3 separate regions of the Homo sapiens genome follow, and all the other regions are linked to region 3. Evidence: chromatin loops called from intact Hi-C (ENCODE). Cell type or tissue: PC-3. All regions are shown on one strand. Links, peaks and the distances in the headings refer to the core of each region. The heading gives the core; the rest is flanking DNA.

Evidence for each region. A loop is a pair of places that touch in the nucleus more often than their neighbours do. Peaks named below come from ENCODE experiments on the same cell type or tissue, not always from the same donor. Only the 100,000 strongest peaks of a DNase experiment are listed, where the experiment ranks them.
Region 1: a loop joins it to region 3, with 5 times the contacts of the local background. A loop is called at or near these places in 2 of 110 quality-filtered maps.
Region 2: a loop joins it to region 3, with 6 times the contacts of the local background. A loop is called at or near these places in 9 of 110 quality-filtered maps.

The regions. Positions count from the first base shown.
Region 1 is chr3:36,122,053-36,127,972 of GRCh38, forward strand. No RefSeq gene overlaps it. Among named protein-coding and RNA genes, the nearest start is that of STAC, 260 kb to the right of the region's middle. In PC-3, for the core only: a CTCF peak has its summit at 2,266; DNase peaks (open chromatin) are centred at 2,269 and 2,549.
Region 2 is chr3:36,698,419-36,704,338 of GRCh38, forward strand. No RefSeq gene overlaps it. Among named protein-coding and RNA genes, the nearest start is that of DCLK3, 63 kb to the right of the region's middle. RefSeq lists enhancers at 1-305, 2,560-2,854. In PC-3, for the core only: a CTCF peak has its summit at 2,741 (motif pointing left); DNase peaks (open chromatin) are centred at 2,723 and 3,613; H3K4me3 peaks cover 378 bases; H3K27ac peaks cover 1,006 bases.
Region 3 is chr3:36,413,403-36,419,322 of GRCh38, forward strand. The region is part of intron 1 of STAC (SH3 and cysteine rich domain); the gene reads left to right. All of the region lies in intron 2 of LOC124906227 (a long non-coding RNA gene), which reads right to left. Among named protein-coding and RNA genes, the nearest start is that of STAC, 36 kb to the left of the region's middle. In PC-3, for the core only: no CTCF peak of the experiment used is centred there; a DNase peak (open chromatin) is centred at 3,449; H3K4me3 peaks cover 413 bases; H3K27ac peaks cover 1,982 bases.

The DNA.
Region 1 (5,920 bases), core at 329-5,328, 290 kb before region 3:
GCCACAGGAGTGCCTACATCACCCCTCCCCCAATTCCAGGCAGTGTAAAATAGAGAGAAACTCATTTTTGCTTGGGGGAAGTAGAGGGAAGATTACAGGGGATATTGTCTTACAATTCAGTGCCAACCACACCACGGGAAACAGAGCACCCAGAATACCATAGCCCATTATATCAGGCCACTACAAGACAGATTGCCTGGGAACCCAGGCAAATTTTCTGCATCTTACCAAAGTCCACCAGGGGTGGGTATCTAGGAGTCTGCAAGTCCCAGTGTTCCTGGGCTTAGGATACCGTCTAGGGCTGAAACGGATTCAGTAACCACAGGCTTAGGGACCTCAACAGTCAATCTCCTTTGAATTATTAGAAAGCCTTCTAAAGAATAATGGGTATAAACATGGTGAGACTACAAAGAATAGAATAAATAAAAATTCTCCAATGTCTAGCCATTGATGAACATCTACAAGCATCAAGAACATTCCAAAAAAATATAACCTTACGAAATGTAATAAATAAAACACCAGTGACCAACCTGGATTGCCAGAGATCTGTGACCTCTCACACAGGTAATTCAAAATAGCTGTTTTTACCAAAACAGATATGTAGATCAATGAAACAGAACAGGGGCCTCAGAAATAATGCCACATATCTACAACCATCTGATCTTTGACAAACCTGACAAAAACAAGCAATGTGGAAAGGATTCCCTATTTAATAAACAGTGCTAGGAAAACTGGCTAGCCATATGCAGAACACTGAAACTGGACCCCTTCCTTACACCTTACACAAAAATTAGCTCAAGATGGATTAAAGACTTAAATGTGAGACCTAAAACCATAAAAACCCTAGAAGAAAACCTAGGCAATACCATTCAGGACATAGGCATACGCAAAGACTTCATGACTAAAACACCAAAGGTAATGGCAACAAAAGCAAAACTTGACAAATGGGATCTAATTAAACTAAAGAGCTTCTGCACAGCAAAAGAAACTACCATCAGAGAGAACAGGCAACCTACATAATGGGAGAAAATTTTTGCCATCTATCCATCTGACAAAGGGCTAATATCCAGAATCTAAAAAGAACTTAAACAATTTTACAAGAAAAAAACAAACAACCCCCTCAAAAAATGTGCAAAGGATATGAGGAGACACTTCTCAAAAGAAGACATTTATGTGGCCAACAAACATGAAAAAAGCTCATCATCACTGGTCATTAGAGAAATGCGAATCAAAACCACAATGAGATACCATCTCACGCCAGTTAGAATGATCATTAAAAAGTCAGGAAACACAGGATGCTGGAGAGGATGTGCAGAAATAGGAACACTTTTACACTGTTGGTGGGAGTGTAAATTAGTTCAACCATTGTAGAAGACAGTGTGGCGATTCCTCAAGGATCCCTTTCAGAAATAGCATTTGCCCCAGCAATCCCATTACTGGGTATATACCCAAAGGATTATAAATCATTCTACTATAAAGACACATGCACATGTATGTTTATTGCAGCACTCTTCACAATAGCAAAGACTTGGAACCAACCCAAATGTGCGTCAATGATAGAATGGATAAAGAAAATGTGGCACATATACACCATGGAATACCATGCAGCCATAAAAAAGGATGAGTTCATGTCCTTTGCAGGGACATGGATGAAGCTGGAAACCATCATTCTCAGCGAACTAACACAAGAACAGAAAACCAAACACCACATGTTCTCACACATAAGTGGGAGCTGAACAATGAGAACACATGGACACAGGGAGGGGAACATCACACACTGGGACCTGTCAGGGGGAGGGGGGCCAGGGGAGGGATAGCATTAGGAGAAATACCTAATGGAGATGACAAGTTGATGGGTGCAGCAAAACACCATGGCACATGTATACCTATGTAACAAACCTGCACATTCTGTACATGTATCCCAGAAATTAAAGTGTAATTTTTTTTAAAAAATTGCCATTTTGAGGAAACCCAGCAAACTTCAAGAAAACACAGAGAATAAATTTCAAAGTTGATTAGATAAATTTAACAGAGTTTAAATAATTTTTAAAATTCCAACAGAAATCCTGGAGCTGAAAAATATAAGTGACAAATGAAAATTGCATCAGAATGTCTCAACAGCATAATTGATCAAAAAAGAAAAAAGAATTAGTGAGCTCAGAGACTGACCCATTCTTCTTCAGAAGGCTTTCTAATCATCAAAGGGAATTGACCACTGAATTCCCTAAGTCTGTGGTCACTGCAGCCATTTCAGCACTAGAGGGTGTCCTAAGCCCAGGTACACTGTGTGACTCGCAGACTCCAGGATACTCAGCCCTGATGGACTTTGGGAAGATACAGAAAAATTGCCTGGGTTCCCAGGCAATTTGTCTTGTATTGGCCTGATATAATGGGCTTTGGTATTCTCCATGGTGCTCTGTTTTCCTGTGGTGGGGTTGGCACCAAGTTGCAAGACAATGCCCCCTGTAATTGTCCCTGTATTTCCCCTAAGTAAAAATGAGTCTCTCTCTACTATACTGCCTGAAGTTGGGGGAGGGGTAATGTAGGCACTCCTGTGGCTGCTGTAGCTGAAGCTCAGAGTGAGTCACATCCCAAGCCCACAGCCTCCAAGACTAGCACAGCACCAGTGCTCACCCAAGGACTGCACTTGCAACAACCTGGTTGCCACTGAAATTTATTCAGGGTCCGAGGCCACTTTAGTTAGCTGATGGTGAAGCAGGCCAAGACTTAGATTTCTCTTGACAAGGCAGTGTATTTCCGTCTGGTTCATGACTGGTCTAAGCACTCTCACCATGGGCACTCATAGAATTCTACCCAGTGCTGTGTTCCACTGTCATAGAACATCAATGAGTTTCAAAGACTTGAAAATACACATTCAGAGAGAAGAGAGAGAGAGAGGGAGAGAAGTACACTTACAAGATCTAGAAAATAGGCTTAAAAGGAAAATCTATGTATCATTGGCATTAAAGAGGGAGCAAACAGGATGGGGATAGAAAGTTTATTCAAAGAATAATAACCTAAAGAAAGATAGGAATATCCCAGTACAAGAAGGTGAAAGAACACCAAGCAGATTCAATCCAAATAAAATTACTCCAAGGCATATGATAATCATACTCTCAAAGTTCAAGAACAAAGAGAGGATCCTGAAAGAAGCAAGTAACATATAAAGGAGCTCTGATATGGCTAACAGCAGACTTCTCTGCAGAAACTTTACAGGGCAGGAGGGAGTGGGGTGATATATTCAAAATACTGAATAAGATAGAAAACCTTTCAACTGAGAATACTGTCCCTAGAAAGCTATCCTTTAAATATAAAAAGGAAATACTTTCCTAGACAAACAAACGTTAAGGGAATTCATTACCACAGACCTGTGTTACAAGAAATTTTAAAAGGACTTTGTCAACCTGAAACAAAAGAATGTCAAGCCATAAAAAGAGGTTATGAAAGGTATAAAAGTAAGCACATAGACATATTCAGAATACTCAGTGTAATGGTGGTGTATAAACCACTGGTATCTTTATTAGGAAGACTAAAAGATAAATCTATAAAAACAATAACAATTTGTTAAGAAATAGTTAATACAAAAAGATATAAATTGAGACAACAAAAAGTAAAGAGGTGCAGTTAAAATTGAGTTTTCTCGTAGATTTTTCTTCTTTTATTGTGATCAAAGTTAAGGTGCAAATAACTTAAAATAAATTGTTATAACTGTAAGATGTTCTTCGTAAGTCTCAGGGTAACTACTATGCAAAAAGAAAAAAAGAAAAGAGAATAGCTACACTAAAAATAAAGAACAATAAATTAAAACATATTACCAGCGAAAATTAGGAAGACAGTAAGAAAGAAAGAGAGGACTTACCAAACAACTAGAAAACAGGATGCAAAATGACAGTAGTAAGTCTTTACATATCAATAATAACGTTGAATATAAATGGATTAATTTATCCAACTAAAAGATATAGAGGAGCTGGATGCATTTTTTCAAAAAGACACAATTACATGCTACCTAAAAGAAACTCGCTTCACCTGTAAACACACATGACTGAAAAGATGGAAAAAGGTATTCCATGAAAACAGAAATCATTAAAGAGAAGGAGTAGCTATACTTATTATATCAGATAAAATAAACTAAAAGCCAAAAATTCCAAAAAAAAAGAGACAAAGATGGTCATTATATAGTGATAAAAGGAGTCATTTTAATGAGAGGATATAACAATTGCAAATCTCTACGTACCCAACACATGAGCACTCAAACATATTATACAAAGCAAATATTAATAGATCTAAAGGAAGAGATAGACTGCAATACAATAATAATAGAGGACTTCAAAACACCACTCTCAGCAATGGACAGATCATCCAAACAGGAAATCCACAAAAATAACATCAGAATTAAACTATATTGCAGACAAAATGGACATAATTGACATTTGTAGAACATTTTATTCATCTGCTGTAGAATACACATTCTATTCATCAGCACATGGAGCAATTTCCAGGAGAGACTACGTGTAATGCCACAGAACAAGTCTCAATAAATTAAAAATAATCAAAATCATATTCAAATATCTTTTCTGACCACAGTGGAATAAAATTAGAATCAATAACAAAAGGAACTTTGGAAAATGTAAAAATACATGGAAATTAAACAACATGCCCCTGAGTGACAAATGGGTCAATGAATACATTTAAAAGATAATTAGTTTTAAAAAACAAATAACAATGGAAACACAAAATTTGAAAACCTAAAGAATACAGCAAAAGCAGTATTATGAGGGAAGTTTATAGCAATAAATGCCTATATCAAAAAAGCATAAAAACCTCAAACAAACAATGTAACAATGCACCTCAAAGAACTAGAAAAGCAAGGACAAACCAAAGGCAAAATTCATAGAGAAAAGAAATAATAAAGACTACAGCAGAAATAATTAAAATTGAGATTAAAAATAGTACAAAAGTTTAGCAGCACAAAAAGTTGGTGTTTTGAAAAGATAAAATTTATAAACCTTTATCTAGAATTAGAAAAAAAACAAATTAAATGATGGAAAGGAAACACTACAACAGATACTACAGAAATACGAAGGATCATTAGAGACTGTTGTGAGCAACTATACATCAGCAAATTTGAAAACCAAGAAGAAATAGATACATTCCTGCACAGAAAACCTACCAGTTAAACTATGAAGTTATAGAAAATCTGAACAGACCAGTGATAAGTAACAAGATAGAAGCAATAATAAAAAGTCTTCCATCAGAGAAAAGCCCAGTTCCTGATGGCTTTACTGCTAAATTCTACCAAACATTTAAAGAACTAATGCCCATTCTACTCAAACTATTCCAAAAAAATTAAAGAGTAAGGAATACTACTAAACTCATTGTATGAGGTCAGCATTACCCTGATACCAAAACAAGACAAAGACACAGTAAAAACAGAAAACTACAGGCCAATATCACTAATGAATATATTAATAGATGCAAAAATCTCTAATGAAATATTAGCAAACTGAACTCAATACTTTAAAAAGATTACCCACTTTTATCAAGTGGGATTCATCCCAGGGATGCAATAATGTTTTAACACATGAAAACCAATAAACATAGCACATTTCATCAGCAGAGTCAAGAACAAAAACCATATGATTATTTAAATAAATGCTTAGAAAGCATTTGACAAATTCAATATACTTTCATAATAAGAAAACTCTCAACAAACTGGCTATAGAAGAAACATACCTCAAAACTTTGTTTTTATAAAACAATATCAAAACCTATGTAATATATGAACTCATAAAAATTTTTCTTCATTCAACATGATGCTAGCTGTGGTTTTGCCATATATGACAAACCCACAGCTAGCATCATACTGAATGAAGAAAAATTTTGTGAAAAGCATTTTCACTAAAATCTGGAACAAGACAAG
Region 2 (5,920 bases), core at 329-5,328, 280 kb after region 3:
TTCCTCTCATTGGATTTCATGCAAGCAGCCTTTGTAATTCTTTACCTCAGGGCATTTTTGCAGAGCCAGGGACAGAAGCTACTTGAGGTCAGAAACCTGTTCTGTTCTCTGTAACAACCCTCTGATGAGGAAATACTGGGTGTCCCATAAACAATGGAAAGAGGGCTCTTATGCTGGCAACGAGAGAGTGCAGGGCAGAACTCCTGATGGTAAAAATGTCTATGAGCCCCATGAGTTTATGGGGACAGTATTCCAAGTAGGTCCTAAGACCTCGAGGGGATACTGGGGTCAGGGGGCTGGACCAGTGACCCAAAGCACCAGGCCTCCTGGCCTCACCAAAGATTATGGTGTCTCAAGTGAAACATAAACAGGCCTCAGCACTAGCCAGTGTGGACCCATGGCTCATGACTGGAGAGGTTTTCCCCTTTGTGTATCTCCATGAAGGACCCCCAGGACCTTGGCACAACCCCAGGGTGAAGAGATGCCCACAGTTATACCAGAGGTGAAACTTCCTGTCAGCCTAGCAGCATGGGGCTTCTATATTACAACATAAAAAGGCTGGGCACGGTGGCTCATGCCTGTAATACCAGCATTTTGAGAGGCCAAGGCGGGTGGATCACCAGAGGTCAGGAGTTCAAGACCAGCCTGACCAATATGGTGAAACCCTGTCTCTACTAAAAATACAAAAAATTAGCTGGGCGTGATGGCACATGCCTGTAATCCCAGCTACTCGGGAGGCTGAGGCAGGAGCATCGCTCGAACCCAGGAGGCAAAAGTTGCAGTGAGCCAAAATTGTGCCATTGTACTCCAGTCTGGGCAACAAGAGCGAAACTCCATCACAAAAAAACAAAAAACAAAACAATATTACAACATAAAAGAGGTGATCCTTCCCGCCCACCCTACATTAAAGACTCAGGTTTATACCACCCCAAACACTTGGGCAGGACCAGACTTTGCAAAACCTGCTACTAGAATTATAGGGACCTAGGAGGAAATATAAGATGGAGACTGAGGACAAAGACTCAGAAGTAAGGAATTAAAATCCAAGCATTTAAAACCCATAGCCACACACAGTCCCCATAGTGGACCAAGACAAACCTAGTATTTGACCTGCATTAGTGAAGAGTGACTGGATCCTTAGTGAGGGGCACCTGGAAACACAAATCAGAGCCTCTGATTAGCAGCTACAGCTGTTGTGTGTGGTCACTTTGCCCTTTGAGTTCTAAATAAAATTGGCTCAGGCATATTTCTCACAAGGTATAGGAGGTTTGGTGAATTTCTGGGAATGCATAATCAGAATATTTTTCTTAAGAAGACCAGGAGAACTGGCAGGGTCTCTAAGATTTTTGTCTTCCTTTCCAGACAGGCCTTATGTGAGACTTAGATGTATAGTCAGTTTTGTTCTCAAAAGGCAATTACTCAATTGTCAAAACTCATCAAACTAAACACTTAAGATCAGTGTGTTTTATTATATGTTAATTAGCCCTCAACTTAAAAAAAAGCCACACTTGTTATGGGAGTCCCTAAAATCTGGAAGCATAGATATATGTATGTCATCAAAGATATCTTCAATCTGATGTTATAATGTCTACAAGTCCCACACTTGACGATGCCCTAGATTGAGTTACATTATTGGAGACTGAATGTATATAATATTGTCAGTCTACAGCATGAGTTCAATCTATTTCAACAATAGGGATTACCTGGGCCAGACAGACCCAGGTGAACAGCCCCTAGTACAATGCCAGCATGACAATGTACATAGGTTTTGCACTATGGTTGGGGGGAAATTCTGGTGTTTTTAAAAACTGGATTGGAAGAGAAAGACCTAAGCTGTGTTACTCATCCACTCGGCTCCCTTGAGCAAGTTTATTTCCCCTTCCTGGGCATTAGATATCCAGATGTAAGAGGAGTAAGGTGAACAAGATGATAGCTACATCTTAAACTTTATGACTCTATGTTGAATATCTCCAGAAAAACTCCGGGTGACTTTCATTATAAATCATATAAGTGAGACATCCTATAAATGAACATCCTTAAGAAGATGCTGTTATTCCAAGATTCCAAATAGAAAAACAAGCCTTAGCGTGGTTGAGGCCACATAGCAAATTGAAAACAAAGTGTCTTATGATCCCACACAATTGAAGAGAAATGTATACTGGGATTTTCATGTTGCTAAGGGTAAAATCACCAGATTTGCATTTTAAAGACCCTTTTGACTGTTTGCAGACTAGAGCAGAAAGGACTTATACCTCTGCCTTAGCATGAGAATTGACCAGCTAGCCTGCAAGTGTGGGGCTCTGGAGTGGACTAGCTTAGAAAGATCCAGTCTGCCTGTATCTAGGGAGGTACAAAGGTCTCCCCAGCAAACCACTGGCTATCAGGCTGGGGCCAGCATTGCTTTTACAGCCCAGGAAAAAAAAAAAAAAAAAAAAAAAAAAAAATATATATATATATATATATATATATGTGTATATATATATATATATATATGTATGTATATATATATAGAACATAGCCCAAGGACCAAACTGCAGCCCAGCAGTCACTTGCCTGTGCTTTATTAGGCTAAGCTTGGCTGACTCGGCCCAGATAAGGTCATCACATAGAGGGTATTTTTTAAAGATTAAAAAGCAACAAACCCACTGCAATGCAACACCAGTAAATTATATCTCATAGACGACCAACGCACCCAGGACTGCAGGCCCTGTGTGATTCCAATGTCAAGAGCACCACCTGCTGCCCAGGCTGTGCAAAGCCTGGTTTGTCTTTCCTTTCTCTTCAACATCAACAAAATGTGCTTCAATGGAGAGGGTCTCAAACTGAATGAGTATGCTATCAAAGTCCAAGATGTGTGATCTGTTGCATTATTTTTCACTTTTATAATAAATTTTTAAAGTTAATCCAAACATATGCCAGGTTGTCAGACTGATAAAGTAAAGGAAAATCATAAAACCAGATTCCAGACCTTTATTTTGCATTGTTAGGATATTGCTAGGAGGTCGTGGCAGGTGCTGTTATTTTAATTGTTGAAGGTTAATGAAACAGAACAGAAGTGGACTAACTCATTAAGGAAGCATTTATACTAACAAAAGCCAAAGGACTCAGCTGCAAGCTCCACAGTGATTACGGAAAAGTGATGTGAGACTTAAGTGATGCAGGGTTCACAAGGGTGTAAGCACACCTAACTCAAAAGAACCTGAGACAGAGCAGTTAGGAGCTTGTTTGTAGCATGAAAAATAAGAAAGAAAAGCATCATCTACCCCATTAAGTTGACATAGATTATTGATGTAGTTTTATTTTAACTTAATTTGCAATGTTATTTTGCTTTATGATTATTGATTACAAGGGTAAGAAATGTATACCTAGTATTGTTTGAAATATTTAAGTTTCATTGTATAAAATGATTTAATTACTTCTAACTGGTCTTCCTCTCTCTCTCTCTCTCTCTCTCTCTCTCTCTCTCTCTCTCTCTCTCTCTCTCGCTGTCTCTCTCTCTCACTCACACACACAGTATTATTTGTTAAATGAATTAGTAAGTAATATCAACACAGAGAGTTTGCCAGAATTTCTTTCCTCTAAAAAAGATCCATACGTGACTCAGTATTAGTCAGGTTTTGGCTGAGATAGTGCCATGCTGTGTAACAACCCCAATGTTTCAATGACTTACAGTAACAACGATTTGTTTTCCTCATTCACGTGTCTGCAGGTCACTTAGGGCCACTCTGCATCAGTCTACAGGCCAGGTTCATGTCTGCTCCATGTGTCTCTCATCTGTGAACCAGAAGTTCTCAGGACATGCAGACGGCAGAAGCACGAGAGGCCAAACAGGCAAATATATGTAAAGCCTCTGCTCATATCTCATTGGCCAAAGCCAGTCACATGGCTAACATCAATGGAGGAGAGAAGCACATTCCCTCCCACGAAGGTTGCCTAGGATGAGGGAGAGGTGGAAAGGTAGAATTATGGCTAAATAATACATCTATTGCAGATCCACATTTTAGAAGCACTGCTTTCAAGGAAAGGAATAATTTACTTTCCCACTACTTCCTTTAAAAAAATGTAGCACCTCCAATCCAAGTGGTAAATTAAGTCCATGTAATTTATTCTCTTCCCCCATCAAATCTCCATCAAAATAACAAAATAAACTTCAGGGTAAGAAATTCTAAGTCAGCCGGGCGCAGTGGCTCACGCCTGTAACCCCAGCACTTTGGGAGGCCGAGGCGGGAGGATCACAAGATCAGGAGATCGAGACCATCCTGGCTAACACCGTGAACCCCCGTCAGTACTAAAAATACAAAAAAATTAGCCCGGCGTGATGGCAGGCACCTGCAGTCCCAGCTACCCGGGAGGCTGAGGCAGGAGAATGGCGTGAACCCGGAAGGCGGAGCTTGCAGTGAGCCGAGATGGCACCAACGCACTCCAGCCTGGGCGACAGAGCGAGACTCTGTCTCAAAAAAAAAACAACGTTCTAAATCCTAACAGGTTTCTTAACAGGAAGCCAGAGAAGGGCTTTAAGCCTAAAACTTAAAAACTGAAATAGGGGTTAAACTGATAAAGGGAACCTGGAAGAAGTGCTGTCCTTTTCACCATCTGCTACATGGACGTCTAAGAAGGGCTCAACTGGGCATGAAGTGATGGGATGCCAGGAACCTGGCTTTCACCTGAGCTTGGGACCAAAGAAGTTAGAGATGGAGGTGGATGGTGCTTGCAGTCAGTGGAGAACAATGCCTTGCAGGAGTGGCCCTGTGGCCTGTTGCCAAGGTCCCAAGGAATGGAATTGAGGGTGACCTCAGCTCTCATTGGTGATCATCCTGCATACACTGTACATGGGGATAGTCAGCCCTAGGGTACATAGGCCCTGCTGGTAATGACTCCTGCCATTGGCCACTGGGCTGGGTGGTGAGAAGACCTTGCTCTTGGCAGCCTTGGGCTGCTGACATGGACATGGAAGAGAAAATGCTCAAAGGTGGCACTCCTATGGTAAGATGCCTCCCTCCATGGAGAGGAAGCCCTCCACTGACCCTCAATGGACCTGCCCGAGTGTCCAGTATTATGCAAATGAGACCAGTCTTGTCTATGAAAATAAACAATGGGAATAATCACAGGATGTGAGAAATGACTCCACAGTTTAAAAGAAGCAGCCCATCTGGGCACGGTGGCTCACTCCTATAATCCCAGCACTTTGAGAGGCTGAGGCAGGAGAATCACTTGAGCCCAGGAGTTTGAGCCCAGCCTGGGCAGTGTGGTGTAACCCCATCTCTACAAAAAATACAAAACTTAGCCGGGCATGATGGTGTGTACCTGTAGTCCCAGCTACTGGGGAGACCAAGGCGGGAGGATTGATTGAGTCCAGGTGGTCAGGGCTAGAGTGAGCAGTGATTGTGCCACTGTACTCCAGCCTGAGTGACAAAGTGAGACCCTGTTTCAAAAAAAAAAAAAGAAGAAGAAGCCCATACTAACTAAACTATTGCAACTCTGGCACATGGATTCGCAGGCTAATGAAACAGAATATGGCCTAGATATAGACTTAATGCATAAGAAAATGTAGTATATAATAAATGAGGTATTCTTGAAATTTTTTTTAAAAATGAATAGATAAATAAGAATTGTGTCAGAACAAGTGATTAGCTCCTGGAGGAGAAAAATAGAGCTGGATTCCCTATTTAACTCCTTGCACCAAAAAAAATTCTGGATGGATGAAATATTTACTGTTTAAATATTTAATAAGTGTATACACAGGAGGGTGTCTTAATATTTAATCTTGGTGTGAGGAAGACCTCTCTAAGCAATCTACCAACATCAGAACCCAAAACAGAAGGCCAGGGAGTGAGACTATCAGAAGATCATGTTTCCTTGAAAGGAAAGCTTACCGGGCTGTGCTCCAGAGTGATGGGCAGAAAGTAGGGAAGTAGCACTT
Region 3 (5,920 bases), core at 511-5,510:
GAATTGATCCCTTTACCATTATGTAATGGCCTTCTTTGTCTCTTTTGATCTTTGTTGGTTTAAAGTCTGTTTTATCAGAGACTAGGATTACAACCCCTGCTTTTTTTTGTTTTCCATTTGCTTGGTAGATCTTCCTGCATCCTTTTATTTTGAGCCTATGTATGTCTCTGCATGTGAGATGGGTTTCCCGAATACAGCACACTGATGGGTCTTGACTCTTTATCCAATTTGCCAGTCTGTGTCTTTTAATTGGAGCATTTAGCCCATTTACATTTAAGGTTAATATTGTTATGTGTGAATTTGATCCTGTCATTATGATGTTAGCTGGTTATTTTGCTCATTAGTTGATGCAGTTTCTTCCTAGCATCAATAGTCTTTACAATTTGGCATGCTTTTGCAGTGGCTGGTACCAGTTGCTCCTTTCCATGTTTAATGCTTCCTTCAGGAGCTCTTTTAGGGCAGGGCTGGTGGTGACAAAATCTCTCAGCATTTGCTTGTCTGTAAAGGATTTTATTTCTTTTTCACTTATGAAGCTTAGTTTGACTGGATATGAAATTCTGGGTTGAAAATTCTTTTCTTTAAGAATGTTGAATATTGGCCCCCACTCTCTTCTGGCTTGTAGAGTTTCTGCCAGGAGATCAGCTGTTAGTCTGATGGGCTACCCTTTGTGGGTAACCCGACCTTTCTCTCTGGCTGCCCTTAACATTTTTTCCTTCATTTCAACTTTGGTAAATCTGACAATTATGTGTCTTGGAGTTTCTCTTCTCAAGGAGTATCTTTGTGGCATTCTCTGTATTTCCTGAATTTGAATGTTGACCTGCCTTGCTAGGTTGGGGAAGTTCTCCTGGATAATATCCTGCAGAGTGTTTTCCAACTGGGTTCAATTCTCCCCATCACTTTCAGGTACACCAATCAGACGTAGATTTGGTCTTTTCACATAGTCCCATATTTCTCGGAGGATTTGTTTGTTTCTTTTTATTCTTTTTTCTCTAAACTTATCTTCTCGCTTCATTTCATTCATTTGATCTTCCATCACTGATACCCTTTCTTCCAGTTGATCGAATGGGCTACTGAAGCTTGTGCATGCATCACGTAGTTCTCGTGCCATGGTTTTCAGCTCCATCAGGTCCTTTAAGGACTCCTCTGCATTGGTTATTCTAGTTAGCCATTCATCTAATCTTTTTTCAAGGTTTTTAACTTCTTTGCGATGGGTTCGAACTTTCTCCTTTAGCTCGGAGAAGTTTGATCGTCTGAAGCCCTCTTCTCTCAACTCGTCATTCTCTGTCCAGCTTTGTTCTGTTGCTGGTAAGGAGCTGCGTTCCTTTGGAGGAGGAGAGGTGCTCTGATTTTTAGAATTTTCAGTTTTTCTGTTCTGTTTTTTCCCCATCTTTGTGGTTTTATCTACCTTTGGTCTTTGATGATGGTGACATACAGATGGGGCTTTGGAGTGGATGTCCTTTCTGTTTGTTAGTTTTCCTTTTAACACTCAGGACCCTCAGCTGCAGGTCTGTTGGAGTTTGCTAGAGGTCCACTCCAGACCCTGTTTGCCTAGGTATCAGCAGTGGAGGCTGCAGAACAGCGAATATTGCTGAACAGCAAATGTTGCTGTCTGATCATTCCTCTGGAGGTTTCATCTCACAGGGGTGCCCAGCCGTGTGAGGTGTCAGTCTGCCCCTACTGGGGAGTGCCTCCCAGATAGGCTACTCGGTGATCAGGGACCCACTTGAGGAGGCAGTCTGTCGGTTCTCGGATCTCAAGCTGCGTACTGGGAGAACCACTACTCTCTTCAAAGCTGTCAGACAGGGACATTTAAGTCTGCAGAGGTTTCTGCTGCCTTTTTTTCAGCTATGCCCTGCCCCCAGAGGTGGAGTCTACAGAGGCAGGCAGGCCTCCTTGAGCTGCGGTGGGCTCCACCCATTCCAGCTTCCCAGCCACTATGTTTACCTACTCAAGCCTCAGCAATGGCAGGCGCCCCTCCCCCAGCCTCGTTGCCACCTTGCAGTTCAATCTCAGACTGCTGTGCTAGCAATGAGCAAGGCTCCGTGGGCGTGGGATATAATCTCCTGGTGTGCTGTTTGCTAAGACCATTGGAAAAGCACAGTATTGGGGTGGGAGTGACCCAGTTTTCCAGGTGCCATCTGTCACAGCTTTGCTTGGCTATGAAAGGGAATTCCCTGACCCCCTGCTTCGGCTCACCGTTGGTGCACTGCACCCACTGTCCGGCACCCACTGTCTGACAAGCCCCAGTGAGAGGAACCCGGTACCTCAGTTGGAAATGCAGAAATCACCCATCTTCTGCGTCGCTCACGTTGGGAGCTGTAGATTGGAGCTGTTCCTATTTGGCCATCTTGGAACCGCCCTAGATATTTAACTCAACTGTAAATTTGTGTGTGACACAAGGAGAAGAAGGAATCCAATTTGTCCTAAACCATTCTGATATTCACAAAATTCTACATGCACTCACCCATCTGTTTCGGAGTTCTATGTTTACATTCAATTCCATTGATATATATGGTTGTATATGGTATTTTATAAATATCTATTTATTAAAAATAAGTATCATGTATTTTTAACATTCTTGTGGCTTTCTAGTATGTCTTAAAATCTAGTTGGGCTATTACTCTCTTTGCTCCTCTTTCTAAATAGGACGTTGGCTCTTTATTCTGGTTCCTTTATTCTGTAATATAATTTTTATTGCAGATGTTAATTTGTTCAGTATCCTTTGGGAATTACTTTTAATTTTTATAGTAACTTGGAAAGAATTGACTTACTAAAAATGTTAGTCAGGCCAAGCATGGTGGCTCATGCCTATAATCTTAGCTACTCTGGAAGCTGGTGTGGGAGGATCACTTGAGCCCAGGACTTCAAGACCAGCCTGGGAAACATAGTGAGACATGGTATCTCCAAAATTTTTCTTAAAATTAGCCAACCATGGTGGCACATGCCTGTAGTCCCAGCTACTTAGGAGGCTGAGGTGGGAGGATTGCTTGAGCCCATGAGTTTGAGGCTTCAGTGAGCCATGAGCTTGCCACTGCACTCTGGTATATCATTCATAAACATGGTATACCTTCCTATTATTCAGGTCTCTTTATATACACTTTAATAAAACATTTTAATCATCTGCACAAAGTTATCCTTGCTGCTATTCAGTCCTTCTCTTGGGCTCTTTATATCAAGTCTTGTATTTTTTATGCCCATCATCTCCAGTCGGTTCCCTGTGAAAGATTGCTTATTCTTGCATCATGCCTCTGACATTGCCCCTTAATTCTTTAGGATATGTATTATGCATATATTAAGTTTATATTCTATTCTGGCCCAATCATTGTCTTCTCTATGCCATGTTATTTTTTCCTGAGGGCTATATTCCCCTGGGAGTATTTGCTGCCTTGGCTGGTAATTTGTATGTGGTCAGGGAAGCAAAAGCACAAGCCATTGAGCATGTCCCTTGCTCTTATTTGAGGAGTGAGTAATGCACCAAAGAGCAGGCTTCCTCTGGTACTGTTACCTGGATTCAACCACTCCCTGTTTATAACCCCCATCACCCAACCAAGTAATGCTGCTTTTCAGGAAACTTCCCTGCATTTTCACATTAGGCACTTTTTTTTGGCCAGGGAGAACTTTGGGGCAGGTCTTTGGCCTACTCCTGATATATCTGCCCCCCATGGCACCAGGCATCCAAAGATTCTCTGCGGCCCCACAGCCTCCAGTGTGCCCCAAACTGGCATTGCTGCATAAATGCTCTGCATGGACAAGAGTGTAGGAGGCAATGAACTTCCTAAAGCCATGTAGGAGAGGGAAGGGCCCTCCTTAAAACATGATACCCTGTGTATGCCATGGTGCTCAGCTCTCTTCTAAGTTTAAGATGTTTTTCCCATATAAATGGAACCCAAAGGCCTAGTAGTGTCTCTCTTTTCCTGTGTCCTTGGAGCCTTCAACCTTCTTCCTGTCTATGTAGCACATCCAGGAATGGATTCAGGGGAATCAGCATAGTTTATGTTCACTCTTCTTACAGTCCAGTGTACTTATACACACACAAACACTCACACAAACACACACACACGTATATAAATTTTTCTATTGTTTGCTTTACGGTTTACAGCCAGAGTTCTCAGAACAATGTAAATAATAGTCTTTGTTCCTAGAATAAACCCTATTTGACCACAGAATATAATTGAAAAACATATTTATTTGGTTTCCTAGTATTTTACTTAAAGTTTCTCTTTGTATTTAGAAAGGAAATTGGTTTGTAGAATGTGGATGTTTCTATATTTCTGTTCACATTCTCTTCACCGGGTTCCAGCAAGGGAATAGTATAGGTTTGAAAAAAGATGAATTGGATCTATGCTATGGGACAGATTATGTATTATAGAATTTATGTGTTCCTTAACATTTTGGAGAAACTTGCCCATAAAAAACCAGTCCAGCCATTCCTTTGCAGATAATTATTTAAAAATCATTTTCCATATTTTCTTTGATGTTTAAGCTAATCAGCTATTCTTTCATTTTTAAATTAATTTTAGCAATTTACATTTTCCTAGAGAGGTTATTTTTTAAGGCCAAATATTCAAGTATATGAGTGAAGGTTCTCAAATCATTTGCATTTGTGGTTATACCACCTTTCTTATTCTAAATTTTGTTTTAGTGGGATATTTTCTTTTCCTATTGATTAGACTAAGTAAATTTTTCTATTTTAACATTTTTTTCAATAAACTAGTTCTTTGATTTATCTATTTTATGATTTTTCGGTATCTCTCCTGATTTCTTAGGCCTTCCTTTGTTTTTCTTTTTATAATTTTTTAGTTGCTTCTTGCTTCATCAATATGCACTATTTCCTTTGTAACAATGAACTCTTTAATGGCTTTGAAGTTACTCTTAAATACAACTATGATTGTATCTCTTAAAGTTTTTACACTTATTATTTTCATAACTATTTTTTAATACCCTGAAACAGAAGAGGATGTGTGTGTGCATGCATACATGCTAATGAGAGGTGAGGATTAATTTCCAGTTGTTTAGGTGTTTTAATGTTTGCCTTTGGGTTATTAAATGATTCCACAGTTCTGTGCTAATAGAATGTGGCTTGTTTAATCATCTATTCTGAGGAACTCATTGAGAATTCCTTTGTGGTTTCTCATAAGGTAATTTTTGGTGAGTGTTTCCTAGGCACTTGAAAATAAAATTTATTTACTGAAGTGTAAAAATCTTAATACTCTCGATTAAATCAATATTATAAGTTCAATTGTTCATATATTTTATACTTTCTTTTACAGTGTGAGATTAACCATGGATTGAAGGATATCAAAGTATTTTACTACTGATTCATTTCTTTCTATTTCTTCTTATAGTTTAAAATATTTATCTTTGACCTGATGTGGTGGCTCACGCCTGTAATCCCAGCACTTTGGGAGGCCGAGGCGGGCAGATCACCTGAGGTCGGGAGATGGAGGCCACCCTGACCAACATGGAGAAACCCTGTCTCTACTAAAAATACAAAATTAGCCAGACATGGTGGTGCATGCCTGTACTCCCAGCTACCCGGGAGGCTGAGGCAGGAGAATGGCTTGAACCTGAGAGGCGGAGGTTGCAGTGAGCCGAGATCGCGCCATTGCACTCCAGCCTGGGCAACGAGAGTGAAACTCCGACTCAAAAAAAAAAAAAAAAAGAAATTATCTTCAATAGTCTAATGTCATGTTATTTGGTGCACAATAACATAATTGTTTAAACTTCATTTTGGATTGTACCATTCACCACTAAGTTTGACTCTGTCTCACTAACTTCTTTTAACTTAAATTCAATTCTATCTAATATTAATACTGCAAAGCCCTCCTCTTTCTCAGCATTTGTCATTCTCCTTCCTAATTCTCTTATTTGTTCTTTAGGAGTTATTTTGGCTTTAGTGTGGCTCTTTGAAACTGCATTG